3 separate regions of the Homo sapiens genome follow, and regions 2 and 3 are each linked to region 1. A link is a loop called in an ENCODE intact Hi-C map of the cell type or tissue named here. Cell type or tissue: Calu3. All regions are shown on one strand. Links, peaks and the distances in the headings refer to the core of each region. The heading gives the core; the rest is flanking DNA.

Region 1 (10,645 bases), core at 1,324-9,323:
GTTCCTCTGCCTGGAGCACTGTTTTCATTTGATGTGTACAATCAGGTGTTTACGTACGGGAGCCTTTCTCTGTCTCCACCCAGGGTAAGGTCTAGGCCGGGCGTGGTGGCTCACGCCTATAATCCCAGCACTTTGGGAGGCCAAGGCAGGTAGATCATGAGGTCAGGAGTTCAAGACCAGCCTGGCCAAGATAGTGAAACCCTGTCTCTACTAAAACTACAAAAATTAGCTGTGCGCGGTGGCAGACGCCTGTAATCCCAGCTACTCGGGAGGCTGAGGTCGGAGAATCGCTTGAACCTGGGTGGCGGAGGTTGCGGTGAGCTGAGAGCATGCCACTGTACTCCAGCCTGGGCGACAGAGTGAACTCCATCTCACAAAAAACAAAAACAAGAAAAAACAAACTCAAACCTTTCCTCTTAACCTTGTCTCTCTCTCTTTTTTTTTTTTTTTGAGATGAATTTTCACTCTTGTTGCCCAAGCTGGAGTGCAGTGGCGCGATCTCAGCTCACTGAAACCTCTGCCTCCTGGGTTCAAGCAATTCTCCTGCCTCAGCCTCGTGAGTAGCTGGGATTACAGGTGCCCGCCACCATGCTCGGCTAATTTTTGTATTTTTAGTAGAGACAGGGTTTCACCATGTCGGCCAGGCTGGTCTGAAACTCCTGACCTTAAGTGATCCGCCTGCCTCTGCCTCCCAAAGTGCTGGGATTACAGGTGTGAGCCACCGCGCACAGCGTTAACCCTGTCTCTTTATGAAACGAATGCTCATTATTGTTCAGGGGTTGGCTTACCTGCTGCTCCCATCCAGAAAGCCATCTCTCCATCCGACCTTTAAGGGTTAAACACCCATCCTCAGCGCTCCTGGAGCCCGCAATAGCAGGCATCACACCATGTTATACTTGTCAACTCTGTCACCTGCCACCCCTTCGAAACTTGGAGCTCCCTAGAGCAGAAAGAACGTGTCTTGTTCACCTTTGTATGCACTTGGTGGTTCAGTGAGAGCATAAGAGGCTCACGTTAAAGGGGCACAGTCCCTGGGGACTTTAAAACTCAAGGTGTATTGTTCAGGAACAGGCAGCCACTGGAAAACCCAGTGCCACCCTCACCAGCTGTCCTCGGCTGCCAACCCTCCCAGCATCTCCCCAGCCCCACCAAAAATATGCCTGAGCAGCAGCTTGCCACACAGGGCATCATCAGGTCTGCGTGCCCACCTTCCTTCTCCCTGCCTGTTAGAGTCTCATTGATTGATTTAAACCGGAAACGAGTATTCCCAGGAATCTTTTCTGAGCCAAGAAGGCTCACATCTAGATTGTTAAGATTCATATGAAAAGCCCGAGCGAAGGCGTCCCGGGGGTGTGATTGAGCTCACCTTCCCCACGCACCCGTGGTGACAGCAGCCAAGTGGTGTCTGGTGTGTGGACCGAGGTACAAAGTGGGACCTGACGGAGAGAAGGGCTTCTTGGGAATTATTCACCTGAGTCAGTTGTCCTTCACCACCTTGAGCTGGCCCCACTTCCTGTCCCCCCCATCCGTGTCTGCTCCTGGAGTTGGAAAGGAAATAATAAGACAGAGGATTCTGGGAAAGGTGGAGGGTCTGTTTTTTCCTTCAGGCTCCAAAACAGCTCTTCAGGCATGTCTATGTTGATGCCAAGAAGCTGCCAGAAGGAAAAGGAAAAAAAAAAAAAAAATCTCCAGACCTAGAGTTCAGACCTCATGATGGTAAGAGCTAATGTTTCTCGGGCGCGTGGCATCTGCCACACGTTCAGCTGAGCCAGGCAGCGTATCCGCAGTAGCTGATGGAATCCTCCCAGGAACACGGTTGGTTTCCCATTTTACAGATGCAGACATTGAGGCTCAAGAGAGGAGGTGCCTGCCCAAGGCCACAGGCATCATAATGAGAAGTAGAGTCGCAGGCTGGTGCGGTGGCTCATGCTTGTAATCCCAGCACTTTGGGAGGCCAAGGCAGGGGGTTCGCCTGAGCCCAGGAGTTGGTGCCACTGCACTCCAGCTTGGGTGACAGTGCGAGACTGTCTCCAAAGAAAAAAAGAGAGTCGGATTCCATTCCTGGTCTAATCTCATTTGGAGAAGGAGCTAGAGATGGCAGGGAGGACTGGCGTAGCCAAGCGTGGCTGGTGGGGGTGGCGCTGGTTTCTCCACTGCGTTCTCGCCCCTGGGTAATACTTCTTGGTTCTAAAGTCTTTAAGTGGCCTCAGACGGTGGCCTCGGCTCATTCACCAATTGCCATATTCTGCTACCAGGGTGGACCAGATGCGGTCCCTGCCCTCCAGAAGCTCAGGGGTTCCAGGGGGACAGGGGAGCACCCCAACAACTGTAGCATAGCGGGAGGAAGGGTCTGATGGGCCAGGGTGGACCAGCCAGCTCCACACTGTTCTGTCGTCCGCCAAAGCTTGGTAAGCTGAACAGCCAACCAGCCAGTCCCCCGTGCCTTTTCTCTTCCTCTGGGCTAGGTTGTGGCTTTTCCCCTGGCATCTTCAGGGAGTCCATGAACCCCATGAAATAGGATGTGGAATTGTCTGAGTGCCTCTGGGGAGGGCCCTCTGCCCTTGTTAGGGTCTCTGAACAGTGAAGTGTTTTCCATTGTATGGAAATCATGCCTCAGTAAGAAAATGATTCAAACAATTACTTTTATTGATTGTTTAAAATTAATTTGTTTTTGAGATGGCCCTGCTCTGTTGCCCAGGCTGGAGCATAGTGGTGCAATCACAGTTCACTGCAGCCTCTAACTCCAAGGCTCAAGTGATCCTCCCACCTCAGGCTCCCTCCTCAGACAGTGGCTCCTCAGCAGAGGAGGAATGAATGTGTCCGTGAAACCAGGGGGAAGGACCAGTCCTGTATGCTGAGCTCTGGGGCGGGGGGAGACCCTGGCCTGGAGTCATCCACAAAGTGGTCCAGATCATGGGACCCCCCCAGCCTCTGGAACCCTTTCTGCCTTGACTGGATGGGGGCTTCCAGGCCTCCCCTGCCCTCCTCTCTGGGGGCTCACAGGGGAAACTTGCAGGAGAATGCCCGCTGTGGAAGCTTCCCACAGGGCTGGGGATCAACCAAAGGCACCTGCCTGCTCTAGCCCATGCTGGTATTTTTCATTCTGTTCACCTGGGCCCCATCATCTCACCATCTGTCGCAGCCACAGAGCGGGACCCTGGAGGATGGCGTTCCATGTGCACTGAGCTCGGTGCTGGAGCCGTCCTGTGCCACTTCGCTCAGATGTCTCATCCAGGCTGTGTCCTTCTTTGAGCCACCAGTTCCGCTCCTTAAAAAACGCAGCCAGCTGTGAATGAGGTGACAGCTGCTCTTTCTTGAGCACTTGTCAATCATCTGATCTGCCGAAAAGCCCTTTGAGGGTGGGACTATTGCTGCCAGTTTATAGATGGGCAAACTGAGGTTTGGACAGAGGAAATGACTGCCCAAGATCACTTAGTTGCTGGGTAGGGAATCCAGACTCAAAACCAGGCCTTCTAGTGGGATTTGCCAAGTGCAGTGCCGGGAGAAACCGCCTCTCCCGCATGCCGAGAACCCCACATGCTCTGGACTGAGACTCTGAGAGTCGGCACATCTGTGTGATCTGGGGGAGGCCATGCTGTTACCCCACAACCTCGTCAGTAGAGTTCCACACATTGTTTACCAAGTCGGCAAGGGGAGAACTGAACCTTGAGGCAGATAGGATTGGTTCTGGGTGATGTGGAAAGTTCTGGAATCTAGGTGGGTTGCCCCCAGGGAGAACAAGCTCAGTAGTGGGCAGTGGGAGGGGAGTGGGGACCACGGCTGGGAGGAAGAGGCAGGAGGGTGCCGCCCCCTCTGTTTCCTAGGGTCTCACTGGGTGGCTCAGGTCTGTTTCAAAAGAATTTGTGTTTTCTCTGTGCAAGCCACTGGCAGTCCTCTCCAAGACGTCCTCGCTCCGCAGATTGGTGGTAATTAGATCCCCGCTGCATCTTTCTTTCTTGCCTCCCCTACTGCCATCCTGGCAGGATATTTTTTTGTGAGTTAATGGTCTCCAGAATGTATCGTGGAAATTTAATCAACTCTCAGACATGCCATACGGCCCAGTAAGACAAACAGAATAACCTGGGTGTTGATAAGATGCTCTTCCCTTTGCAAAGCACTTTAGGATCTGTTATCTCGAGCTGAGGGAATGAGGTGTTTTCAGCTCAGAAGGGCTCACAGTTCTGGGAAGAAAACTCAGGGCCTCTTTTGTTCTTTTGTCCATGCTGGTGTGACTGTACAGGGTGAGGGCCTGGGCACCCCTGGTCCTGCCAGCCTTCCTGTTGCCTGCTCCAGCTTAATTATTAATTTATAAAACCAGAAGGTCGAGTGGGTGATTTCCGCTGGTGGTGGTGGCCACGGAGCACTAGGACAAAAAGGCTCTTTGTCGTCCCAGCAGTGTGACCTTTGCAGACCGGCACTCTGTCAGGAGCAAGCCTTCCGTTCTTGGCACTGCTCCCTGGCAGGTTAGTGGAGGTCTCAGGGCCCAGGTGCCTCCAGGAGGAGGGCAGGTGGCCAGGCCGGAGACAGCAGTCCTCAAAGGGGGGCTGTAGAGGCCAAAGGTGGGCTGCAGAGGCCAGCTTGCCCCAGGTGCTGAGGTTGGAAGAGGGTTCCCTAAGCTCCTCCTGAGCACCTGTGCCAGAATCCCAATGATCAGAGAACCCTGAGCAAATACCCAGCACTTTGCAGGCCTCACCCACCTGGTAGTTCTAAGGGGGTTCTTGCCCTTGCCTGCATCCCCCCAAGGACCTCAGCCAGAGTCCCACTATGGCACACAGGTGGCTTCTCACCACCTGTCCTTTTCCAGCAGATAGATGTGGGTTTATATCATGGTATTGCCTCTTACTGTCTAGGCAAAGCACTTTGCCTCCCTGAGCCTCAGTTTCTTCATCTGTAAAATGACAGCAAAAATAGAACCTGTTTCACTGAATGTTGCGAGGATTAAGTTAGAATTTGGGCAAAGCTCTTGACCCATCCTCAGTGCTTGAGAGTTACTGGCAGTTACTAATCATTTCAACTGGGAACACTTCAGGAGCTGGCTATGTATCTCCTTTTAAAAGGCATGCTATAACTTTTTTTAGTAATTCATTTCATTTTTTATATGTCTGCTATCTTGGACATGCCTAAACTTAATCACCATCTCTGCCCTTGTGCTCATAATTGGGGACCTTAATGTACTTTAATTTGTATCACTCCATAGTACTTAAGAACCTACATATTCATTATTATTCTATGCAGACACTATTAATTCTTGCAACCACTCTTCCTTATGGATATAGTTTTCTTATTTAATGCATGTTTCTGTAGATTTTTCAGTGAGGCTCTGTGAGTTGTAAACTTTGGAAATATTGTTATTTTGCAGGCATGCATGAATGAACATTTGGCTGTGTGTAAAATATAAGGTTGCTGGATTTTTTTTTTTTCAGCGATTCGTTTTTGGTCTTGTTGCTGTTGAGAAATCAGCTGTTAGTCTAATCGACATTTCTTTGTAGAAACCTATTTTCCCTTTTCCCTGTTTTAAAATTTTTGTCATTGGTGTTTTGTACATGCTATGTCTGGGTGTGGATTTATTTTTATTTATCCTGGGAATGGTTTATGTTGTTTGATTCTAAAGAAAGATCATATCTTCCATTATGAAAATATTATCTCTCCCCTTTCTCTTTATCTTCTTCATTAGTAATTCCTATTAGACAAATGTTGGTTCATCTCATTCTGTCTGCATGCCTCTTAATCTTTCTTTCATATTTTCTTTTTATTTCAGCTGGGTCATTTCCTTAGATCCATCTTCCAGTTCACTAATTCTCTCTTCAGCTATTACAACCTTGCTGCCTTAACCTATTAAATTTCAAAAAATTGCAATGACTTATAAAAAAAGTTTATAAGTGCTATATAGTTTTCAAATTCACCTCTTTTTCATAGGGTATGGTTCTTCCATTGTTTGTAATAATTTAAAGCCTACTATATAGTCTCTTCTGTTTTGCCTTCTTGGAGTGCTATTCCTTTTGTTAATTGTGTCTGCTGTTCTCCCTTATGGTGGTTCATTTGCTTGTATGGTTTGGTTTTTTGATTATAAGCTCATCTTTGGGCTTTTTCCCAACTCCCCTTGGCCCTTCCCCCTACCACCCCACAGGATTCCTGTGTGCCCTGGGTTTTAGAAGAGCCTTACACAGTGCATTTGCATTTCTTGTGCTAGGTGTCTCAAGCTTTTCACCAGTCTGAAAACACTTTTCACATTAACTCCTTGGTTTGGGTCTCCTGCCCCACAGAGACTTGGATTTTTCACCAGTGTGTGGCTCAGTCTTGGAGTTTGGATTCATTGCAGAAGCCTGCTCTTTCCCCTGCCGTCTCCCTAGCAGAGATGGCTGTCTTATTATTCTCTGGGCCAGTGGGGAACGTTTTTTCTGACCCACCTGATGTGCAGAGGCAGCCTTTTGTATTTCAGCTTTTTAGAGGGGTCTCAGCTCCAGTTCATGCAGACCCAAGGCCTCTTCTGTCACTCAGTGGACTTGAAGTCCCCACCCTTAGCTGTTGGAGCCTGAAACCATTCTAACACCTGGGCCACCTCAGCAGCATCTGTCACTAACCCTGCTGGTTCCTGGTCTCTTCCTTGCCCCTGGCACTTGGGTATTGCCCTTTCCTTCCATTTAGCTGGACATTACATTTGTTTCTTGTTTTATCCAGTGTTTGTAATGGAAGGTAGAATCTGTATTATATCCAAGTAGCAGGACCTGAAATTCCTGATCTAAGTGTCCTACTGAAGTAAGCCTTGTACATTTTTTTTTTTTTTTTGAGACAGAGTCTCACTCTGTCGCCCAGGCTGGGGTGCAGTGGCACAATCTCGGCTCACTGCCACCTCCGCCTCCCAGGTTCAAGTGATTCTTGTGCCTCAGCCTCCTGAGTAGCTGGGATTACAGGCATGCGCCGCCACGCCCAGCTAATTTTTGTATTTTTAGTAGAGACGGGGTTTTGCCATGTTGGCCAGGCTGGTCTCAAACTCCTGGCCTCCAGTGATGCACCCGCCTCAGTCTCCCAAAGCGCTGGGATTACAGGCATGAGCCACTGTGCCCGGCCAACCTTGTACTTTAGATAAGCCTGTTTATGCTTGATTTGGCCTCAGGATAAATCTGGAACTGAAGATAGTTCTGGAAGGCTGTGAAAACCTGTTTCTTAGATGCTCTGAAAGACACCCACTCGCCCACTCTCAAAATCTTTCCTGATTCACTGTTGCTTTTTTCCCCCTTCATCATCTTTAGTCTTTTTATTAAAATGGAGAAATTTTTCTCTAATTACATAAATGATATGTATTTATTGTTCCATCCCTCCTCAGTTTGGGCATACAGCCTAGCCAATGGCTATGCAAATAGAATCTAAAGTCATGGACCTCGGTCTAAATCCCAGTTCTGCTGCTCCTAGCTGTGTGACCTTCAGGGAGTGACTTAGCCTCTCTGAGACTCAGTTTCTTTATCTATAAAATGGGTGTGATTACCACCCTAAAAGGGAGGCATGGCCCTAAAGGGAGGCACCCTAAAAGCGAGGACTAACTAAGATAATTCCAGGCATTTGGCTGAGTCCTAGCCTCTGGGTAAATGTTAACACATGGTGGTTATTATATTATTATTTATTTATTGAGACAGAGTCTCGCTCTGTCACCCAAGCTGGAGTGCAGTGGTGCGATCTTGGCTCACTGCAACCTCCACCTCCCAGGTTCAAGCGATTCTCCTGCCTCAGCCTCCCAAGTAGCTGGGATGACAGACGTGCACCAGCACGCCCAGCTAAAGCACATGGTGGTTATTATTACTGCTATAAGGCGCATGGTAAAGAACAGAGCATAGCTGTAGGAAGGGAACATAGATGAGCGAAACAGACTGTGATTTTTAAAGTCACGAGCACCCACTCTGACAGCTTTCTCAGTTGCCTTATTGCTCATGAGAGAAGAGTAGATTCTAAAGTCAATTCACTCTGTCCCAGCTTCCCCTTCAGTCCTGAGAATTGGAGGATTCATTCAGGGTAGGAAAAAACCCGCAGAGATCCTAACAGGACCCTTGGTATCCGAGGTTGAAATAAACACTGCTGACGTGGGCCTGTGGCAGCTCTTACCAGGAATTCCTTGGCTTTCACACTTACAAAGTGGGTTGAAGTTGGCATGAAAAAGGGTATTAAGGTGCTGCATAAATGCCAGCAATTAATCTTCAAGCTGCTGCTGCTGCTGCTCTGAAGGACAGAATTGGGTTTGAGAGCTTCCTTCTCAAGGCCAAGTGCACCCAAATGCATCTTTGGTTAATTTTAACATCCCAGCAGCTAAGAGTGATCTATGGTGTATACGAGTTCAGCACATGGCATCCAAGGAAAAGGCAGGTGAAGGAGAGGAGCCAGCATCCAGCATCATGAAGTGCCCTGCGTGTGCCAGGCATGAGAGGGTAGTCCCCTGTGGAGTGGCCCCTGCAAGGCTAAGGAGGCTGTCCCTCCCTGCCTCCCTCCCAAGGCCCAGGGTTAGTCATTGTTTTGGCTGTAGCCGCAGGAGGCATGCAAGTTGCTGCGTCCCTGGTGAGCTTGAATCCAGCTGAACAGCCATGATGGTATCACAGGATTACTTAGGGAACAATAATAACAGTCCCAGCAACCCCAGCGTCTCCTGCATCTCCTACGTCTCCTACCAGATCCTGTGCTAAGGGTGTGCATGATCTCTTTAAAAATTGATGCAAAATTCATGTAATATAAAATTTACCATTTTAGGTTGGGCGCTGTGGCTCACACCTGTAATCTCAGCACTTTGGGAGGCTGAGGTGGAAGGATCACTTGAGGCCAGGAGTTCGAGACCAGCCTGGGCAACATAGCAAGACCCTGTCTCTACAAAAGAAAAATTAAAAAAATTAGCTGGGTGCTGTGGTGTGCACCTGTAGTCCCAGCTACTCGGGAGGCTGAGGCAGGGAGGATCACTTGAGTCCAGGAGTTTGAGGCTGCTGTGAGCTGTGATCGTGCCACTGCACTCCATCCACCTGGGTGACAGAGCGAGAGACCCTGTCTCAAAAAAAAGTTAACATTGTAACCATTTTAAAGTATACAGTTCAGGCCAGGAGCAGTGGCTCATGCTTGTAATCCCAGCACTTTGGGAGGCCGAGGTGGGCAGATCACTTGAGGTCAGCAGTTTGAGACCAGCCTGGCCAACATGGTGAAACCCCATCCCTATTAAAAAAAAAAAAATTAAAGTGTATAATTCATTGGCATTAAGTACATTCACAATGATTTGAAAACATCACCGTATCTATTTCTAGAGCATTTTCATCGCCCTCCAAAAAACCTCATACCCATTAGCAGTCACTCCCCATTTCCTCCTCTCCCAGCCCCTGGCGACCACTAATCTGTGTTCTGCCTGTGTGGATCTGCCTGTCTGGGGCATTTCATGTAAATAGCATCCTGCAGTAGGCTGGCCTTGTATATCTAGTGTTATCCCTTCTTGGAGTATGACAGGGCTGCCTCCTTTTGTATTGCTTTATAACATCTCATCACCTGGATATACCCATTTTGTTTTTGCACTCACCAGTTGTTGGACATTGAGTAGTTGCCATGTTGGTGGTTGTGATTGTGAATAGCTTGTGGTGGTTTTTCATGACATGAACAACCTCACAAGGGAGGACATCCCGTTGTCACCTCTGTATCACGGAGGAGGAAGCAGCCTCATGAGTTCAGGGTGACAGCTGAGTGGGATGCATAGCAGAGACTCACAGCAGCCTCCCCCGGCAGCACTGTCAGGAGCTCACCTTTCCATCCAGCCTGGCTCACCTCTGTATTCCGGGATTTCCCCAGTGTTTGGGTTGAGTCCTGGCCAATCTTTCAAGAGGTGGCAAGCAGGAGAGAGCTGGGGTCTTGGAAGTCACTGAGCCCCCCAGTGATGCCCCTTGGTGTCCTGGGGCTGGCATCCAGGCTGGCACAGCTGGTGGGGCCAGTGGGAGGCAGGGTGGCTTGGGGAGTCCCTGGGGCACGGGAGAAGGCTCTCAGCTGTGCTTGCTTCTTCCAGTGGGGCCTTGCCCTGAGCCCTTCCACCTTCTGCCTTCCCGACCCTCACCCTGGGCGGCTGCACCTGCTGTCTCTCAGTCTCATCCACACCCACGCTGTCTATTGCCGGGCACTTCAGATCTCGTTCCCTGGCTTGGTGTCCTCTGTAGACTCAGGGCAAGTCCAAATGTCCTGGACTGATAGATGAGGCCTTCACGCCCCCACCACCCCAGCTGCTTCATTCCCTGCCTGTTTTCTACCCACACTGAAGAGCCCGAGGCTCCCTGAGCCCTGTGTGTTCTGCCTCTGCCAAGGCTATGCCTTCTGCCAGCCCTGTCCACCCCACCCCCAGAACCCCATTGGGCATCACCTCCTGCTCCCATCCCCGTGGCCTAGAACCTCCGCTGCAACCCTGGTGCCCCTTGGCCAGCTGAAGCAGCGTTTACTGTCCTGGATCCTGGCGAGGGGATGTGCATTTCTAGCAGAGTGGGGCTGCGCTTTTTGCATCTGCTTTCCTGGCCTCTAGCAAGCACCTAGCAAACCAGAGGTGCTCAGAGGGCCATGCAAGCACAGGTGGGGCCTTGGGGGTGCCCCTCAGGGCCCACACACTCCTGGGGGCCAGCAGGGGTTGTGGGAAGAGGAGGCAGTGGTGTGC
Region 2 (10,645 bases), core at 1,307-9,306, 47 kb after region 1:
CCTTTGGCACACAGGAAGCGCTCCCTAAAGTCAGTTTCCTCCTCTCCCTCCTCCATGGGCTGTGCTATTGCTGGGTTCCTGAGACCAGCCCCACTATGTTCTGGCTCCCGAGTGGGTTCAGTTGTGGTCCCAGCTGGCCAGCCGCACAGGTCCCAGGCAGTGCCCCGAGTCACATCTCCTTTTCCTGTGGCCTTTCCCATGACTCCTGACATCCCTCTGTGTCCCGCCCCAGGTCAGCCTCCTCATCAAGAAAATGTAAACATGGGACTTCGCTATATTTAGCACTGGAATGTGTATGCGGGGCTGGTGGGAACAGCCCGGGTGGCGGGGGTGGATCCCTGGTGTGAGCCTGGCTTCCTGTCTGCTCCAAGGGGCGTGGAACAGGACGGACTCAGGTCCAAATCCCTGGTTTCCTGTCCCTTAGTGGTGTGGCCGTGGGCAAACGCCTTAACTTCCGTGAGCTTTGACAGTCTGTCTGGGAGGCAGGGCTCAGGCATCCCTGGCCTCTTGGGGTTGGGTGAGAGGGAGACAGAGGTTTGTGAAGCGCTTTGCACACCTGGGCATCTGGTCAGTGTTCAGTAAATGCCAGCTGGGCTCAGTGGTGCACTCCTGTAATCCCAGCACTTTAGGAGGCTGAGTGGGGAGGATAACTTGAAGCCACGAGTTCAGGGCTCAGCCTGGGCAGCAGAGAAAGACACTTGCCTCTACAAAATAAAAAAATGAGCACGGCATAGTGGTGCTGCGTGCCTGTGGTCCCTGGTACTCGGGAGACTGGGGTGGGAGGGTAGTTTGAGCCCAGGATATGGAGGCTGCAATGAGCTACAGTTGCACCACTACATTCAGCCTGTGCGACAGAGTGAGACCCCATCTCTGAAAAAAATAATAACAATAATAAAAAATAAATGCCGGCTGAGCACGGTGGCTCACACCTGTAATCCCAGCACTTTGGGAGGCTGAGGTGGGTGGATCATTTGAGGTTGGGAGTTTGAGACCAGCCTGGCCAACTGGTGAAACCCTGTCTCTACTAAAAACACAAAAATTACTTGGGCATGGCGGCGTGCACCTGTAATCCCAGCTACTCAGGAGGCTGAAGCAGGAGAATCTCTCGAACCCAGGAGGCAGAGGTTGCAGAGAGCCCAGATCGTGCCACTACACTACAGCCTGGGTGACAGAGCGAGACTAAATCTTGAAAAAATAAATACATTAAAAAAAAAAATGCCAACACAGAAGACTTGGGAGAGCTCCAGCTCCCAAGGCCGTGCTGGGAACAACATGGAGAGGCCCCCTCCCGGCCATCGCCTCCCTGATGCCAGGCCTGGGGCTGCCCATGTTAGATCAGTCGGGCCCAGATCAGAAGCACTGTGGACCGTGACCTGCTATGGGTGAGATGATGGTGCCCTCCAGGGCTGTGGGAACAATATTTTGAACTCGACACCGTTTGACTTGTGTTAACGGGTAACGCTTACTGTCGTGATATTCATGCTCACGGGGCAGTTGCCAGGCCCTAACGCCACAGCGCTAGCTCCCAGCCCTCCTAAGGCCACGAGGTAGACACTGTTGTTATTCCCATTTCACAGATGAGGAAACTGAGGCTCAGAGAAGTTAGGTCACGGGCCCAAGGTCACCCAGTAGGAAGTAGTCAGTCTGGTCCCACAGCTCATGCCCTGACCCCTCTGGCTTTGGCATTGAGGTTTGGTTATTGGTGTCTTTTGCTTAGTTTAGTGTACATTTCAGGGGGTGGCAGGGGCCAGGCCCCGCCTGACGGAGTCCCCTCTCTCCCCTGCCACCCTAGTTCTGTTCCACATGTACGACTCGGACAGCGACGGCCGCATCACTCTGGAAGAATATCGAAATGTAAAGTATGCTCCTCTGGCCCGCCCGGGGCTCCTGGTGCCTTCCCCCTCTGCCCCCCACGACCCTGATGGAGGCCCAAGGTCACCGTTTGTTTCCGCCCCACCTGGCAGGTGGTCGAGGAGCTGCTGTCGGGAAACCCTCACATCGAGAAGGAGTCCGCTCGCTCCATCGCCGACGGGGCCATGATGGAGGCGGCCAGCGTGTGCATGGGGCAGATGGTGAGCGCCCCTGCAGCCCTCCCGAGACGCGCAGTGCCTTTCCCGCTTATGGTCTGCGTTTCTGGAAGGCCTCATGGGGCAGGGGCCAGGTGTATTCTGCCACCTGCTCTACCTGTGGCCTGTGGGGCTCAGGAACCTCTCCCAGCCCTTCCTGTCCCCCAGGAGACTGAAGGTCCAAGTCCCCAGAGAGCTGCATAAGGCAGGGAAGCAGAGTTCGAGATCTCAGGCTTTGGGGTCCAGGAGCCCCCACCTGCATAGCCCCCTGATCCCCCACCCCGGCCTCAGTCAGTGCTCACAGCAGCACTTGACCCTGGGGCCAGGCCTAGGTAGCACATGGCACAGGCTGGCCTTAATTGGTTTATTTCTTAACAAATGACTCAGAGGCAACTTCTGGCCTCGAAGGCAGGGGTCAGCAGGGAGCCCTATTGGGGGCTGACAAGAGCCGATGGCATGGAGTCCGGTGGAGGAGCCGAGGTGGGGGCTGGTGTGTAAATGACACAGAAGAGAGGGAAGTGGCCTTTCCATGTTCATCATTTATTACATCTTGCCTCATTTTGACTGGTGGGAAAACTGAGACTCAGAGAGCATAGAGAATCCTCTAGACCTTATGATCTTTCCTGTGCAGGGTGGATTTTCTCTTGTAAGGACAGGTGCAGCCCCACCAGCCCCCAGCCCTAAGGCTCTAAGCCTCTGGGGACCACTCAGGCAGGCAGGTGACCACCTGGGTGTCGTGTGTTCCCTGAGGGGTTTGGATGGCCCCACTGATGCAGTCAGCCCTTTGCCCCTGTGTGTCTAAAGTGGCTGCGTCTCTAGACACCCTGACGGCTTTGTGTTTGCCCAGCCTGGAGTGGAGGGGCGTTCATGCTGGATCCTGCTCTCTGTGCCCCAAGCCTGTCCTTGAGGGACATGAGGCCACCGGCCTGGGCCTGCCCCCAGGGGCAGGGGCTGTGGTCGGTTGGTTTCCTGACGTGTATTTTATCTGTTTGCCTCTGGAGCCCAGGGGGAAGCTTCTGGCTTGGGTGAAACCTCCGCACTCAGCAGACTAACCACCACGGGAGAGGGCTTGTGACCTCGGTGGGGAGAGCAGGGATCCCCCGCCGGGTTGTCGGGCCAAATTCCCATTTGATTTAATTACACTCTCCTTGTTCAAATTACTCCCTGTCCCACTCCAGTTTCAATTGGCGACAGTTTTCTTAATTTGCTGTAGTGAAATTGCTGGCAGCTGCCAGCTGCTGATCTGCATAAAACCCCCGCAGCCTGGGAAGCAGAGGCATCTCGGGGCGGAGGCCGGGCTCCGGGGCGTACCCGCTGCCTACGGGCCCCCATGAGGTGGGGGTAGCCCTGGAACCAGGAAGACGGCTGCAAGGCAGAGGGCTCATCTCCACCTCTTTCTTCACTCATGGGTCCTCCGGGTGCTCCTAAAATACCTTCTGGTGTAAACCTCGGCCAGATAAACCCAGACCGAGCTGTGCATGCGGCCTGAGCTGGGGGCAAGGGGCAGCTGCGTCGGTTCAATCCCTCCCAGCCTCTGAGGACACTTCCCGTTCTGACCGTGCCATCCGCCAAAGACAAACAATCCCTGGTCCCCACTTTAATGGACTTCCAAAGGCAGTTATTGACTGAGGCGGATCTGTCTCTCTCTCTTTTTTTTCTTTTTTTCCCGAGACCAAGTCTTACTCTGCCGCCCAGGCTGGAGTGCAGTAGCACCATCTCGGCTCACTGCAACCTCCACCTCCTGAGTTCAAGTGATTCTCCTGCCTCAGCCTCCCGAGTAGCTGGAATTACAGGCGTGTGCCACTACGCCCGGCTAATTTTTGTATTTTTAGCAGAGACGGGGTTTCACCATGCTGGCCAGCTGGTCTCGAACTCCTGACCTCAAGTGATCCACCCACCTTGGTCTCCCAAAGTGCTGGGATTCCAGGCATGAGCCGTCGCGCCGGCCTGTGGATCTTTTGAGAGTGCTTTCTCAGGAGGTCACACCCATGGATGCTTGATGGGGGGACTGCTTCACTGGGCATTCAGCCGGGGCTGCTTCCCCCAACTCCCCGCCCTCCTTCCTTGCACCGATCACCCCCTTTCCAGCCCCAGACTCTGGCCATGGGGGCCTTTTCTATAATTAGCTCCCCTTGGCCAGCCTGGGAACCTAGGGAGGCCCGGCAGGGAGGGCAGCCACTGTGCCCGTGAGTGGGAAGACAGGGAGGAAGGAGCCATTAGGGACAGGGCTGGCCCAGGCTAGCCGAGAACTGCTGGGTTTCATTTTTTTTTTAATTTATTATTTATTTTTTAAGAGACAGGGTCTCGTTCTGTCGCCCCAACTGGAGTGCAGTGGTACAGTGGTGTGATCATAGCTCACTACGGCTTCCATCTCCTGCGCTCAAGCCATCCTCCTACCTCAGCCTCTGGAGCAGCTGGGACTACAGGTGTACACCACCACACCCAGCTAATTTTTAAAAGTTTTTTAAAAAAGAGATGTTTTGCTAAAAAGAGATGTCATTATGTTGACCAGTCTGGTCTCGAACTCCTGGCCTCCAACAGTCCTCCTGCCTTGGCCTCCCAAAGTGCTGGGATGACAGATGTGAACCACTGTGCCTGGCCAAAATTTTTTTAAGTATAAAGAGGAAACTAAAGAGCCTGCAAAGTCCTGCCAGTAGAAACAGCCCTCAAGGACTTGGAGGCAGCTAGATGCTCCCAGCTGGACAGGCAGCTCCCTCTGTGTCCCTCATCTGTAATACAGGAGAGAGACTAGAACCCAACTCAGGGCCGGTTGTGAGATTGGCATCTATCATTAAATGCTAACAATAGCATTTGGTCACACCTGTAATCCCAGCACTTTGGGAGCCCCAGGCGGTTGGATTGCTTGAGGTCAGGAGTTCGAGACCAGCCTGGCTAACATGGTGAAACCCCTGTCTCTGCTAAAAAATTTAAAAAATTAGCCACGCATGGTGGTACATGCCTGTAATAATCCCAGCTACTTGGGAGTCTGAGGCAAGAGAATCACTTGAACCTGGGAGGCAGAGGTCACAGTGAGCCAAGATCGCGCCACTGCACTCCTCCAGCCTGGGCAACAGAGCGAGACTCTGTCTCAAAAACAAAACAAAACAAATGAAAACAAAACAATACCACTTGGAAGGCACTTGGGACATACATGCCTGGTGCATAACATGCTTAGAGTGTGCCTCCTGTGTTCTTAAACACACGTTGTACAGAATTTCAGACAGTCACAGAGAGAGCTTTGAGCCTCTCCTGCTCCCCCACCAGCCCAGGTCCTCTTCCCTAAAGGGACTCCCTCTCGGTGGTTTTTTTCCTACATATACCAATGTATACATGCATGTCTTTTATTTTTGATGTATGCAAAACATAATCGAACCGATGTGGCTTCCCATTTTCTCCGTATGACCCCACACACCCACAGGGCAGATGGTGGGGGTCTGGTTATCAGTCTGAGGAAAGGTTTGCGTGCACAGACCTGCAGACATCTTTCTGCTTGTTGGGTTTTGTTTTTTGTTCTTTATCTGCTGGGTACACATCTCAGAGCCTTTTCCAGAGTGAGACATACAGATCAACCCCTTCTTAACCCATTTTTGCCTGAGGTTGCAGCTTTTTCAATTTTTGCAATCAGACCTTGGCGATGACCTTGACCAGTAGGATATAAGTAACTCCCACAGCTTAGCGTTCCAGTAATGGAACACTAGGCATAAATGGTTAATGGTTGCGTGGGAATCAATAGCGTGGATGACCGAGATTTATGTCCCTCGCCTTCTATTGACGGGCACCTGGGATGTCAGCGGGTTTTCGCTGTCACAAAGCGAGCTGCAGGGTGAGGTTTTTGGAGGCTTGTCGGTGGGATCCTGGAGTATCGGTGAAAGGGGCAGGAGCACCTGGTGTCATCCCCAGAGCAGGGAGGACGCAGAGGCGATGGAGACTGGCATCGCCAAACCCACTCAGCAGGGAGAGGCTCCTTGTGGCCACCCTCTGGCCCTGCCCTCCCCAGTGGCCCTGAGTTATCACGGTGACTCACGAGGCATGAGGCGTGGGCCTCACAGGCTGGCCCTGTGTTTCCCTGACCTCTCCCCTGAGGTCTGTGAGCTTAGATTAGCCTGGAATCTTCTTATCAGCACAGCGCAGGCATGAGGAGGCCAGACCTAGGCGGGTACAGGAGGCATCTTGGTGGTCCAGCTGCTGGGGGGCTGGTGGTGAGGTGGGCTGAGTGGGGAAGGAGAGCCCCATGCCCTCATGTCACCCACACCTCGGATTCTCCCTGGGGGGCTGGGGGAGGGGAGGGAGGCTGCTCTGAGCCACACGTTGCCAGGGCCCTGGTGAGCGACGCTCGGCTCCCATCCCACCCTCAAGCCCATGAATGAGGATATTGGAGGTTCAGGGTGACCGGCTCCATGCTGGAGGCAGACGATCCAGAACGTTCTCCTCTTCTTGTGATTCCTCCCAAACAGCCTCAACAACTTACATTTGGGTATTGGTGGGGAGGGGAGGCCAGTGGACCGTCCCCCTGCGGAAGCTGTGTGGGGACCTGCGCCACTCACTGTCCACCCTGTGCTTCCGTCCCCAGGAGCCTGATCAGGTGTACGAGGGGATCACCTTCGAGGACTTCCTGAAGGTGGGTGGCCTGGGCGTGGGAGCCTCGGGGGACCCTTGAAGACCTCGTGTGGCCCACTGGTCAGGAGGGGACATGGCTCTTTACCTGCAGTAGCAAGGGACAGGCTTCCTGGGTGACCAACATCTCAGTAGGAAGGGGTCAACCTGGGCATGGCCTTTAAAGCAATTTAAACTGGTTTTTCTTATTTTTATGGAAAAGGTAATATTCACACGTAGTCAAAACAATGTAAGCAGTACAAAAGGGTATATAGTGTAAACCAAATTCTCTCCCACCTGCGGTCCCACTGCCGCTTCTCAGAAGTAACCCCCGTTGTAGGCTGGGCGCGGTGGCTCATGCCTGTAATCCCAGCACGTTGGGAGGCTGAGGCGGGCAGATCACCTGACGTCAGGAGTTCGAGACCAGCTTGACCAACATGGTGAAACCCCATCTCTACTAAAAATACAAAACTTAGCCAAGCGTGGTGGCAGGCGCCTGTAATCCCAGCTACTCGGGAGGCAGAGGCGGGAGGATCGCTTGAATCCAGGAGGTAGAGGTTGCAGTAAGCTGAGATTGCGCCACTGTACTCCATCCTGGGTGATAGAGTGAGACCCCATCTCAAAAAAAAAAAGGCCCTGTTGTAGTTGGAACAGGGATTCTGGGAACTTTCTGTGTCTTTAGAAATAGTGTTTCTCGGAAGCTCAGTTTGGAGCTGACTGCACACGTTGCGCCCGGGCCTTCCTCGCTGTGTCCTAAAATGACACTTTCGTAAAGCGGCCGCCCACTCTGCCCTCCTCCCTGATGGCTCCTCCAGCCTCTGCTAGTGGATGGTGGTTAGGCCAGTGCTGGCCTTGCAAATCAAGACCTGCTCCTGGCCGTTTTGATAATCAGATGCCCTGTGGCAGGGAGAGGACCCCTGTCCCCATCCCCCTCCCCCCATCCCCCTCCCCGCAGTTCGGCCCTGGGCATCACAACAGTGTTCCCAAGTGCTTTTGGGGTACTTGAGGAAGACAAGGAAGTCAGGGGAGCAAGAGACCAAGAGAGGAGAGAGGATTAGGGAAGGAAGGATCACGGCTTCTGGCCAAGGAGCCTAGAGCAGGACTGGGGGACTGGGCCCTCAGGGTCACAGCCCCATGGAGCCGAGGCCAAGCCTGGCAGCCAACGGTTAGAACCGGCAGGAGAGAGGAGAGGCAGGCAGCAGGGCCTGGCTGTGATGAAAGGCTGAAAGGAGACTGCGGAGGTCGGCAGGCCCCGTGGACTGCCGTGCAGATGGCCCACCCCGGGGCTGGCAGGGCGGGCAGACTGGGAAAAGGCAGAATTTGCACTTGTGCTTCAGACTCACTCTGGCCTATGCTGGGGACCCGGTCACCAGAGAAGGTGACGCCCGCCAGAGCAAGACAACAGAATGAAGAGCTAGAAGGTGGAGGAGGGAGGGAGGGTTGGGGAGGAAGTATCGCTGCTTCAGGCTGAGTAGAATGAATTTCTTTGCCTCCGAAACCAACTTCCTTCCCCTAAAGGCTGGCCTCTGCCAGGCCCCTAGTGCTCCCCAAGCCTGTCCCTGTACCCCTGAGGGATCTTTTGGGACCAGCTGGCCCTTCCCATTCCCTGATTCCTTCCAATGCCCTCAGCGACCATGTTGCCACCTGGCACTTAGCAGAAACCACCGTGAGTGTCCATGCGTGTTACCCTGGGAATGCCTCGTGCATCCAGCAAGGATGGGGCCGCTCGACTGGGACCAGAGCTGTCTTTGCACACCCCATGACACCCAGAACAGGCTCAGGAAAGCAGGAAGTACCTGGGGGCTGCGGCCGGAAATGTCCCAAGGCCTCCCTGTCGCCTGGGTGCCCACGGGGCTCTGACTTTCCCCCGTTACCAGCCTCGTGGCTGTCCCCGGAGATGCTGAGAGTGACAGCTTGAGAGTTTGATTCTTACATAAGCGGGAAGCAGTGAGAAGTCACCCGCCCACCACGTCCCTCCGTTCCTGTTGGCACCCCCCCATCCTACCATCTGTGGCCCCCGTGGGCCCTGACTTGCTAAGGCGCTGGCGGGCATAGCCTTGGGAGCACTGGGGTACATACATGGCCTTGTAGCACGAAGGCCCACTCCAAGGTTCTGGCCAGGCTGGACTGTAACAGCAGTACCAGCACCAGGAATGGGGCCACCATGTGATCTTTGGGTAGAAATGACCTTTTTGGGCTTGAGTTTGTCTTTCTAGAATGCACGTGATCCCTTATCCCAGGGAGGTTGTAAAGACCACACTGTGGAGATCCTTAAATTGATGACGATGGCCTAGCGAAGCCTTGTGACCGCACAGCCCCTAACAGTTTACAAAACGCGTCCATGATGAGGACGGGTCCATTAGAGCCCCCAACGTTCTGTGAAGTGGGCGGCACAGGTTGGGGAAGGGGACTTAATGGGGTTATGTAATTTGCATGAAAATCACAGAACCTGAAGTGGTGGGTGAGATTCAAATGCCTTGGAGCTAAGAGCTTGGATTCAGTACTTAATAATAACTTGCTGTGACAATCTCAGAAAGAATCCAAATGTCAGAGCCAAATTAACCAGCAAAAAAGACAGATGGAAGTTTTTCGTCCTCGCTTAGCTCATAGTCTTGAAACACAGCCCTCTGGTTTTCACCTGCCTGGAACATCACAGTTGGTGGCAGGAGACGGTAGGTGGGAAGGGCCGAGGACCGGGGGGCCTGGTCAGGTGTGAGGTGGCGGCGGGAACGTGCCCTTAACGCTGCTCCGTCCCTTCCAGATCTGGCAGGGGATCGACATTGAGACCAAGATGCACGTCCGCTTCCTTAACATGGAAACCATGGCCCTCTGCCACTGACCCACCGCCACCTCCGCGGAGAAACTGCACTTTGCAATGGGGCCGCCTCCCCGCGTAGCTGGAGCAGCCCAGGCCCGGCGGACAGCCTCTTCCTGCAGCGCCGGTACATAGCCAAGGCTCGTCTGCGCACCTTGTGTCTTGTAGGGTATGGTATGTGGGACTTCGCTGTTTTTATCTCCAATAAAAAAAAAAAAAAGGTTTGTTAATTAATGTGGCCTCTGTCAGTTCCTCACGTCCATTAAAGTGGCCTGGTCACTTGGCAGCATGAGACTGACTATGAGGAACAAGCAATGATGAAATTATTTTATTTTTATTTTGGAGACAGGGCCTCCCCCTGTCACCTAGGCTGGAGTGCAGGCGGGATCACGGCTCACTGAAGCTTTGACCTCCTGGGCTCAAGCAGTCTTCCTGCCTCAGGCTTCCAAGGAGCTGGGGCTACAGGCACACACCACCACACCCGGCTAGTTTTTACATTTTTTGTAATGACAGGGTCTTAATATGTTGCCCAGGCTGGTCTCTTACGACTGGGCTCAAGCGATCCTCCTGCCTCAGTCTCCCAAAGTGCTAGGATTACAGGAGTGAGCCACCACACCTAGCCTAAATAGTATTAAAAGGTTGGTTTGGCAGAAGAACTGTTCTTTCTTGTTTATTTTGGGTAAAGTATCTGCTGTTCTTCCTATGTAAATCCTGGGAACCCATCCGTGTTCTCCATCCTAGGGAGTAAAATAAGGAGAAGCAGCTCCTGCCCTGTGTGGGCTTCTGAGGTGGCCAGGACTCAGGCAGTGGGGCCTCCTCACTGTCACAGCCACATCTGTAGACTGATGGAGAAAACATCTGCAGCCCCGAGCCTGTGCCTGCTGCGGGGATGCACCCGAGCCTGTCCCTGCTGTGGGGACGCACCTGAACCCGCTCCGTTGGTCAGTGGGCGCGGGGAGTCAGGGCCTGGCTGGCTGACCCGGGACCCCCAGCTCCTCACGGTGATTGGGGGAGGGGCAGTGTGGTCTGCCAGCCATGGCTGTGCCCCTGGCTCTTTCTGGCAGTCCTGGGCCAGTTGCAGGGCCCAGGGCCCTACAGCCTTCCAGCAAGCAGCGGCAGTGGAAGCTGGGTAGGTAAGGATCCCTGACAACTTCAGTTATCACCTTTCAAT
Region 3 (10,389 bases), core at 1-8,000, 53 kb before region 1:
GCTTCAGAAACTTAGCCACTGCCAAAAAAAGAGCAGGCAGGGATAATGTTGTCCCATTGTCCAGTCAGAGAGACCTGTTGAGTCTCTAGTTTGCCAGTCCCCAAGAGACCTTTGGAGTTTTGCTGGAGCCAGACATCCTGCTTAGAGATGAGGAAGATCCTGCTGTTCCGTGGGGAGCTCTTGAGACACCCGTGCCACCACCCACCTTCTCCTGATTGCCACTTGCTGCCCTTTTCCCATTACCCTCTCCTGACTCCATAAACATCTTCAGTCTTCCCTTCTCCACCCCAAAAATGCCACCTGGAAGGGGTGATGGGAGGTTCTCTGGATGAAAGGTGTGGCAGCAATGGACATTGTAATGAGAATGCCCGTGTGCCTCTTTACCAACAGAAAACTTGGAATATAACGTGGAGCCTCAAGAAATCTCACACCCTGACGTGGGACGCTATTTCTCAGAGTTTACTGGCACTCACTACATCCCAAACGCAGAGCTGGAGATCCGGTATCCAGAAGATCTGGAGTTTGTCTATGAAACGGTGCAGAATATTTACAGTGCAAAGAAAGAGAACATAGATGAGTAAAGTCTAGAGAGGACATTGCACCTTTGCTGCTGCTGCTATCTTCCAAGAGAACGGGACTCCGGAAGAAGACGTCTCCACGGAGCCCTCGGGACCTGCTGCACCAGGAAAGCCACTCCACCAGTAGTGCTGGTTGCCTCCTACTAAGTTTAAATACCGTGTGCTCTTCCCCAGCTGCAAAGACAATGTTGCTCTCCGCCTACACTAGTGAATTAATCTGAAAGGCACTGTGTCAGTGGCATGGCTTGTATGCTTGTCCTGTGGTGACAGTTTGTGACATTCTGTCTTCATGAGGTCTCACAGTCGACGCTCCTGTAATCATTCTTTGTATTCACTCCATTCCCCTGTCTGTCTGCATTTGTCTCAGAACATTTCCTTGGCTGGACAGATGGGGTTATGCATTTGCAATAATTTCCTTCTGATTTCTCTGTGGAACGTGTTCGGTCCCGAGTGAGGACTGTGTGTCTTTTTACCCTGAAGTTAGTTGCATATTCAGAGGTAAAGTTGTGTGCTATCTTGGCAGCATCTTAGAGATGGAGACATTAACAAGCTAATGGTAATTAGAATCATTTGAATTTATTTTTTTCTAATATGTGAAACACAGATTTCAAGTGTTTTATCTTTTTTTTTTAAATTTAAATGGGAATATAACACAGTTTTCCCTTCCATATTCCTCTCTTGAGTTTATGCACATCTCTATAAATCATTAGTTTTCTATTTTATTACATAAAATTCTTTTAGAAAATGCAAATAGTGAACTTTGTGAATGGATTTTTCCATACTCATCTACAATTCCTCCATTTTAAATGACTACTTTTATTTTTTAATTTAAAAAATCTACTTCAGTATCATGAGTAGGTCTTACATCAGTGATGGGTTCTTTTTGTAGTGAGACATACAAATCTGATGTTAATGTTTGCTCTTAGAAGTCATACTCCATGGTCTTCAAAGACCAAAAAATGAGGTTTTGCTTTTGTAATCAGGAAAAAAAAAAATTAATGAACCTTAAAAAAAAAAAAAAAGGTTTTGAAGGGAAAAAAAGTGGTTTCACACCTCTTGTTATTCCTTAGAGTCACTTCAAGGCCTGTTTGAATGTGGCAGGTTAGAAAGAGAGAGAATGTCTTTCATTTGAAGAGTGTTGGACTTGTGTGAAAGGAGATGTGCGTGTTGGAATCTGCTTTTCCAAGCCGCCAGGGTCCTGACGGCAGCAGGACGAAGCCTGTTGTGGCGTCTTCTGGGAAAGCCTGACCGTGTGTTCGGACGGCACTGGCTCCTTTCCGAAGTTCTCAGTAACTGAGCCCAGAGTAACTGCACGCCTTTGTGCAGCTCTGGAGCTCCACCAACTCTCGGCCTGCCAGTTCTCAAGCGAGCTAATCTTGTCATTAATCGATAGAAGCTAACTTCCGAAGTTAGGACCTAGTTACTTTGCTCTCAACATTTAAAATAATGCAGTTGCTCTAGTGAATGGGGCGTTAGGGGCCTGTCTCTGCACCTGTCTGTCCATCTGCATGCAGTATTCTCACCCATGTTGAATGCCTGCTGCTTGTTTACCCTTTGGAAACCCTGGGGTGACCAAGGTTTGGAAAGCCACCTGAGACCACTTCATAGCAAGGGAAGGCTTTAAGCAGTTACTAGAAAGAGATGGGGATTTGGCCCCTGGCTCCTCCAGCCTGAATGAGCTATTTAATCCACTGTCCATGTTCCTCATCAGTCAAATCCAAAGTCAAAGGATTTGAACCTGCATCTGGAAACGTAACCACTCACAGCACCTGGCCCGCCAAGGTTGGGAGGATTGTACACTACTTTCATTTAAAGGGGAAAGTTTGATAATACGGAATTAATTAATATGAATGAGATGCATTAATAAGAACCTGAGCATGCTGAGAGTTGCAATTGTTGGTTTTCTGGTTTGATTGATTTCCTTTTTTCTTAGACACATCAAAGTCAAGAAAGATGGTTTTACCTTTACTGACCCAGCTGTACATATGTATCTAGACTGTTTTTAAATGTCTTTCTTCATGAATGCTTCATGGGGCTCCAGGAAGCCTGTATCACCTGTGTAAGTTGGTATTTGGGCACTTTATATTTTTCTAAAAACGTGTTTTGGATCCTGTACTCTAATAAATCATAAGTTTCTTTTTAAAAATTTTCCAAAACTTTTCTCCATTTTAAAAAGCCCTGTTATAAACGTTGAACTTTCACAATGTTAAAATGTTAAATATTTGGATATAGCAACTTCTTTTCTCTTCAAATGAATGCCAAGATTTTTTTGTACAATGATTAATAAATGGAACTTATCCAGAGAAACCACGCAAATGGCCTGCCCAATTTCGTTTGAGGACAGAAAGCCCAGCCATGACTTGAGTAGAATGTCTCTCACCTCTCTTCGGATCTAAATATGAAAAGTATGTTCTGCTGAATTTTTCTGAGCATTGGTGAGCGGACAGCCTACCTGTAAACCATGACCTCCTTGCCAAACGTTAATTTTATCAGCTCACTAGTAACCTTTGAGAATTATCTGGTTGTCATGCAAAGATTGCACTTTCTGAATTATGTTAAAACACATGTTGTAAAATGAGAACTGCTCATGCTTTGAAAGAAAACCAGGTTCTTCGTGCGTTCTGTTGCCGTTGATTTGAATGGCTGTGCTGTATACGATGTGTCCAGAATGTCTTCAGAGCACTGTTTCCGTGTGATGTTACTACCTACTATGTGGGAGGAAAAAAGGTTATAGGTTAAACAAAGTCAATTGACTCTATGGTGGTGTTTCTCAATACCTGTGACGCACAGTACTGTGCGTCGTGACTTTCTAAGAGAAGTGTGCAGCGGGTGTGTCATCTTGATATATGAAACCCTGGAATTTCCCTCCCCTACACGCACGCACCGTCCCCGGGGGTCCGGTGTTTGCAGACATGCTTTGAAAAGCTGTCTCAGTGAGACATCAGTTATGTCCAAAATGAGTTTACCTTAGAATCAGACCGGTTTTGCCAGGCGTCATGTTTGCAAACATTATCCACCTAATCAGATTTTGAAAGGCCGGCTTTCATGTCGCCTGCCTGAGACTCATAACAGATCCCCATTATAAGCGCGTTTACACAGCAAAATGATTTTATTGAGAAAACCAGCATTAAGTACTGTTGCCGGCTCAGTTTTCCATTGCATACTATCTACTTAAAGTCCCGTTCTCATTTGTAAGTGTTCCGATCTTTCCCCACGGAGAAAACTGAGCAGAGCTGCCGTGTCGCAGGCTTTCTGCTGCTGATGTCGCATCTCTTTGCTTTCCCCTCCTTAGTCCATACTCCAAGTAAGTGAACTCAGACTACCAGCAACTTTTTAACTGAAAAGTATCTGTCCATGATGATCAAGATGCAGCTCTTCGTGTTTTTATTTTGTCTTTTTTTTTTTTTTTTTTTTTTGGAGGGAAGGAGAGACATCAACTGGACAAAATGCAAAATTTGGATGTGGGACAATTGCTTTTTGGAGACGTGAATAGCTGTACTGTACGTATTATTTTGTGTGGCATGCTAACTTTGAGCCGGGCACTGGCCTAATAAAGTCTTTGTAATCCTCCCAGCAATCCTATAAAGCAGACGCAGATAGTAAAGATTTTAGGCTTTGCAGGCCACGTACAGACTGTCACATGTTCTCTGTTTTTAAAAGTGTCAACAACATTCTTAGCTCAAAAACAGGCTGCAGGTGGGATGGTGCCCACAGGCCATAGTTGGCTGACCCCGGCTAGGGTGTAGGCACTTAGCATTCCACTGTATAAAGGGGAAACCCAGGTCATACTGCGTGTGCGTGGGTGGGAAGCCGGATGTGGAATACAGGTGGTCCCTGAGTCTCCAGGAACCACTGAGCTCCAGCTGTTCACACCCACACTCTGCGGCGCAAGCAACTACCTCGCCACGGTTTAGCCTTGGTCTAGCAGCGACTTTAACCTTGAATGTTGCATTTCTGAAAAATTTAGAATCTTGAAAGTAAAGGACGTCCCTCCGGTGAATAAAATTAGGCGCAATTATAGAATACATGTATTATGGCCACGTAGCAATGACTGTATTAGGGCTCTGCTAGTTCTGTAATAAATAGACCCGAAAAGCAACAATGGCTCAAACACCATAGAACGTTTTTGCTTCCATAATATTGGGCAGGGGAATGGGCTGGCAGGGCAGCCCTTATGCAGGCAGGCATCAGAGCAACCTGAGCCGTCCATCTCCATCCCGCCTGAAGTAGCGGGGAGCATGGAGGGCTGAGACCATCTGGGAGCTTCCATGAGCCAGGTGTGGAAGTGGCACCCCTTATGTCCACTCATTTTGCACGGAGGTGGGAAACGTCCAGTTGTGTTCTAGGAAAGGAGACAGAACACAGTGTGGGTGGAAGCTCTGGTCCACTGCACGGGCCACTCCAGTGTGCTCCTCCACCGCAGGAGACAGCCACGGACAGCTAAGCCAGGCTGTCCGTGGGGACGGACACATTTCTGCAGTCTCCGGCTCAGTCGCCCCTGCCTAAGTAGCACATAGAGGCAGTGGAGTTCCCTTCAGATGGCACTGTCTGTGTACACTCACGGTCTCCACCGCAGATGGCTGCAGCAGCGGGGAGCAGACCTCTCACCGCGTGGGTCACATGCACTACCTCTGCCTCAACAGCCAGATCTCAAGTGGCCGGCCACACCTTCGTTCCAGAGGAGGTGCCAAATGGTTTCCTGTGGGCCCGAAAGGAAGAGAAAAGGTTTGGTGGGCACAGACTTGTGTGTGCCTCACCCCCAGAGCCCTCCGCGGTCCCTGCATCCTACTCAGCCCAGTTTCCCTGGGCCGTGCAAGTTCCCTCCATCAGCCCAGCGTGGCGCCTCCGGGATCCCCCACCCCCAATTCCCATTAAGAGGTGAAGCAGGGACGGCAGCTGCAATAAGAACTCCCATTTGAGAAAAAGAAAGAATGAAACAAGTTGCTGGTCTCTAGCAGGGATGAAATCCCACTCGCGGGGGACCTTGGTAAGACCCCTGCCTTTGTCATGGCCGGGGGTGACGTTTCTTGCATAAGCCCTGACTCTGCTCTCCGGGAGGAACTCCCTGCCCTCTGGGAAGTTCTTCCTCAAATCTCATCCTCTCTGGTCTCCTCAGAAGTGGGTGTCGGGTGCATCCTGCCGGGGTGCTGGCCAACTTTCACACTCCACTTCCTGCTGGGTGCAGCTTTAGGGGCCTGTCCAAGACTTTTATTTACTTATTTGTACAACAAGCTTGCAATTCCTCTGGCAATGATTCCCTCTAAAGCTTAGCAAGCCATTAACCTATTGGTGCCAGCAATCGTAGCCAGCTTTATCACCTCTTGGCTCTCTCTTCCCCCTGACTTAACGTGGCTTAATGTGGCTGCCTTCATCTGATATTAACCAAAGGTGAGGCTCACTGCTTAAGTGAAAAATTTTTATTGTTATTTTTTGAGGCAGAATTTCGCTCTTCTTGCCCAGGCTGGAGTGTAGTGGCGCAATCTCAGCCCACTGCAACCTCTGTCTCCTGGGTTCAAGCGATTCTCCTGCCTCAGCCACCCAAGGAGCTGGGATACAGGCACGTGCCACCACCCTCAGCTAATTTTGTATTTTTAGTGGAGATGGGGTTTCACCATGTCAATCATCAGGCTGGTCTCAATCTCCTGACCTCAGGTGATCCACCTGCCTCGCCTTCCCAAAGTGCTGATTACAGGCATTTAACGGGTCTTTGTTGTTCGGTGATTTTCTTTGAGATGGAGTCTCGATCTGTCACCCAGGCTGGAGAGCAGCGGCACGACCTTGTACTCCTGGGTTTGATCAATTCTCCTGCCTCAGCCTCCCGAATAGCTGGGAATGCAGGTGTGTGCCACCACGCCCAGCTAATTTTTGTGTTTTTAGTAGAGATGAGGTTTCAGCATATTGGCCAGGATGGGTCTCGATCTCATGACCTTGTGATCCACCCACCACAGCCTCCCAAAGTGCTAGGATTACAGGTGTGAGCCACGCACCTGGCTTTTTTTTTTTTTTTTTTTTTTTTTTTTTAAGACGGAGTCTTGCTCTGTCGCCCAGGCTGGAGTGCAGTGACGTGATCTCGGTTCACTACAACCTCCGCCTCCTGGCTTCAAGTGATTCTTGTGCCTCAGCCTCCTGAGTGGCTGGGATTACAGGTATGCACCACCACTCCCAGCTAATTTTTGTATATTTAGTAGAGACGGGGTTTTGCCATGTTGGCCAGGCTGGTCTCAAACTCCTGGCCTCAAGTGATTCACCTGCTTCGGCCTCCCAAAATGCCGGGATTACAGGCGTGAGCTACCGGCGCAGCCGATTTTCATTCTCCTTTCCTGTTGGTGTGTAGAAGCAGTGGCCTTTTCCACACAGGACACCTGGGATTTCAGTCTCTTTTCCATTTTAGTTCTCAAACCAGCACATATTTACTTCACTCCTGTTTTTCTTGTCTTCCCTGGTGATAAACAACAAAGAGCCATCTACACACTGTATTCCTTGTCTCTTTTGGCTACTTTCTCTAGACTGGCCGCAGGGCCAGTGGTTCCACCTTGCAAACCGAAAGCAACAATTCTACCAAGTCTGACCCCGAAACAGAGCTCTCCAGCCTTCCGGCCTCCCCAGGAGGTGTTTCCTTGCCACTTGACTGCTAGGCTAACACCATAGAGTTTAGGGTTTTTATACAGTGGTGCCCCTCTCAATGGTTTTGTTTATTATTATTATTATTATCATTAAGTTTAAAGTGGGCTAATATTTCCATAGGAAGTTCTATTTCCTATTTGGCTGTGCAATTAAGAAAAAAAAACTGAGAACAATGATTCAAGTCTTTGAGAGTGGGAAGAGCTACACGTCATTTAGTAAATGCAGGGAAGGAAGTTGCATAGAATACAGAAAGGAGAAATTTTGGGAGAATGAACTAGGTAGTCTCATTATAGAATCCTTGCATGGTTAGAATTTCCAGCTGGGCACAGTGGCTTGTATAATCCCAACACTTTGGGAGGCCAAGGTGGGAGGATCACTTGAGGCTAGGAGTTTGAGATCAGCCTGAGCAATATAGCAAGACCCCCATCTCTACAAAAAATTTAGAAATTAGCCAGGCGTGATAGCTTGCGCCTATAGTCCCAGCTACCCAGGAGGCTGAGGCAGGAAGATTGTTTGAGGTCGAGGCTGCAGTGAGCTGTGATGGCGCCACTGCACTCCAGCCTGGGTGACGGAGCAAGACTATCTCAAAAGAGAAAAAAGAAAAAGAGAAAAAAAGAATTTCCACCTACTTTTTTTTTTTTTTTTTTTTTTGAGACAGAGTCTCACTCTACCACCCAGGCTGGAATGCAGTGGCACAATCTTGGCTCACTGCAGCCTCCGCCTCCTGGGCTCTTGTGTCTCAGCCTCCCGAGTAGCTGGGGCTACAGGCGTGTGGCGCCACACCCGACTAATTTTTGTATTTTTAGTAGAGATGCTGTTTCATCATGTTGCCCAGGCTGGTCTCGAACTCCTGACCCCAAGTGATCTGCCTGCCTCGGCCTCCCAAAGTGCTGGGATTACAGGCATGAGCCACCGCGCCCGGCTCTCCACCTACTTTTTAAATGAAAGAATTCTTATAGAAATGTTCATATTCAAGTTATTGAATTTGGGAGAAATTCATACTTTGAATGAAAGTTATGGTTTTCCTATTTCTAAACTATTATAATCTCTCAATCCTAGAATTCTTTAATAATCTACCAGTTTTTGTAGGACGATTTTCTTAGTTGTGTCTGTTACTGTGCAGAGGGCTCTGTGCCCAATATCTGTGCTGTCCTCCACCCCAAGGTTTCTCAACCTTTTTTCCAGTATTACCTGCTCCAGGAGCCTTTTTAGGCTATTTTTTTCCTAATCCACCCCCCGCCCCCCGAAATTGTTCTGACTTTTTTTTACAGAGATGACATTGATCTAATATGAAATTAACCATATCACTGGTATTTACTTCATGTACAATGTTGTCAGCCTCCACCTCTAGTTCCAAAAACATTTTCATCACCCTAAAATAAAACCCCCATGCCCATTAGGCAGTCACTCCCCATTCTTCCCTCCCCCAGCCCGTGGCACCCACCAGTCTGCTTTCTGTCTCTGGATTTGCCTGTTCTGTGCATTTCATGTACATGGAATCACACACGAGGTGGCCTTCTGTGCCTGGTTTCTTTCACTCAGCATCACGCTTTCAAGGTTCATCCTCTTTGTAGCATGTATTGGCACTTCATTCCTTTTAATGGCTAAATATGTATGGATACACCACATTGTTTTGTTTTTGTTCTTTTTATTTATTTAGTTATTTATTTTGGAGACAGAGCCTTGCTCTGTCGCCCAGACTGGAGTGCAGTGGTGCGATCTCGGCTCACTGCAACCACCGCCTCCTGGGCTCAGGCGATTCTTCTGCCTCAGCCTCCCCAGTAGCGGGGACTACAGTCACGCACCACCACGCTGGCTAATTTTTTGAATTTTTAGTAGAGACTGGGTTTCACTATGTTGCCCAGGGTGATCTAGAACTCCTGAGCTCAGGTGATCTGCCCGCCTTGGCCTCCCAAAGTGCTGGGATTACAGGTGTGAGCCACCACACCCGGTCTATTTTATTTTTTTTTTTTGAAATAAAAATTGTGGCCCAGGCTGGAGTGCAGTGGCACATGACTGCAGCCTCTGCCTCACTGCAACTTCCACCTCCCGGGCTCAGGTGATCTCCCACGTCAGCCTCCCGAGTAGCTGGGACCACTGGTGTGCACCACCATGCCCAGCTAATTTTGTTTTGGTTTTTTATTTGTTTGTTTGTTTGCTTGTTTTGTAGAGATGGGGTTTCTTTATGTTGCCCGGGCTGATCTGGAACTCCTGGGCCCAAGCAATCTGCCTGCCTCAGCCCACATTTTGTTTATCTATTAAGTTACTGATGGACATTAGAGCTATTTCCACTTTTTAACTATTGTGAATAGTGCTGCTGTGAGCCCTCCATGAAATGATTTTTTTAAATTTTTAATTTAATTTTATTATTTTTTTCAGATGGATTCTTGCTCTGTCGCCCAGGCTGGAGTGCCATGGCACAATCTTGGCTCACTGCAGCCTCCGTTTTCTGGGTTCATTTGATTCTCTTACCTCAGACTCCTGAGTAGCTGGGATTACAGGTGTGCACCACCATGCCTAACTAATTTTTCTTTTCCTTTTTTTTTTTTTTTTTTTGAGATGGAGTCTTGCTCTGTTGCCCAGGCTGGAGTGCAGTGGCACGATCTTGGCTCATTGCAACCTCCGCCTCCTGGGTTCAAGCGATTCTCCTGTCTCAGCTTCCTGAGTAGCTAGGATTACAGGCACACACCACTACACCTGGCTAATTTTTGTATTTGTAGTAGAGACAGGGTTTCGCCATGTTGGCCAGGCTGGTCTCGAACTCCTGACCTCGGGTGATCCACCCAACTCAGCCTCCCAAAGTGTGCTAGGTTACAGGCATGAGCCACTGCGCCTGGCCTAATTTTTCTACTTTTAGTAAAGACGGGGTTTCGCTATGTTGGCCAGGCTGGTCTCGAACTCCTGATCTCAAGTGATCTGCCCACCTCGGCCTCCCAAAGTGCTGGGATTACAGGCTTGAGCTACTGTGCACAGCTCCATGAAATGTTAATGCCAAAGATAAACTACAACTGCTTATGTACTATATATGTGTATATATATATATATATATATATATATATATATATATATATATATATATATGCTTTATACATTAAAAGCATAAATACACATACTTTTTTTCACTCCCCCTTGGGGGCGATATTACCCCTTTGAAAACGCAAGCTCCACCTGAGCAGTAGTATTGGGA

The links. A loop is a pair of places that touch in the nucleus more often than their neighbours do. Peaks named below come from ENCODE experiments on the same cell type or tissue, not always from the same donor. Only the 100,000 strongest peaks of a DNase experiment are listed, where the experiment ranks them.
Region 2: a loop joins it to region 1, with 1.9 times the contacts of the local background. A loop is called at or near these places in 23 of 110 quality-filtered maps.
Region 3: it touches region 1 in a loop (2.1-fold over the local background); 5 of 110 quality-filtered maps call a loop at or near these places.

Annotation. Positions count from the first base shown.
Region 1 is chr12:117,084,822-117,095,466 of GRCh38, reverse strand. All of the region lies in intron 1 of TESC (tescalcin), which reads left to right. Among named protein-coding and RNA genes, the nearest start is that of TESC, 9.3 kb to the left of the region's middle. In Calu3, for the core only: no CTCF peak of the experiment used is centred there; DNase peaks (open chromatin) are centred at 4,406 and 8,481.
Region 2 is chr12:117,037,986-117,048,630 of GRCh38, reverse strand. TESC (tescalcin) reads left to right here. Exons shown (of 8, transcript NM_017899.4): 5 at 1,793-1,854; 6 at 1,965-2,072; 7 at 6,637-6,684; 8 at 9,421-9,708. The coding sequence ends at 9,498. Among named protein-coding and RNA genes, the nearest start is that of TESC, 56 kb to the left of the region's middle. RefSeq lists silencers at 5,413-5,707, 5,943-6,447 and enhancers at 7,366-8,309, 8,310-9,255. In Calu3, for the core only: no CTCF peak of the experiment used is centred there; a DNase peak (open chromatin) is centred at 6,070.
Region 3 is chr12:117,136,279-117,146,667 of GRCh38, reverse strand. FBXO21 (F-box protein 21) reads left to right here. Exons shown (of 12, transcript NM_015002.3): 12 at 391-4,677. The coding sequence ends at 581. TESC-AS1 (TESC antisense RNA 1) reads right to left here. Exons shown (of 3, transcript NR_120464.1): 3 at 5,179-5,277. Among named protein-coding and RNA genes, the nearest start is that of TESC-AS1, 42 kb to the right of the region's middle. RefSeq lists enhancers at 3,197-3,276, 2,677-3,876. In Calu3, for the core only: no CTCF peak of the experiment used is centred there; DNase peaks (open chromatin) are centred at 3,457 and 5,727.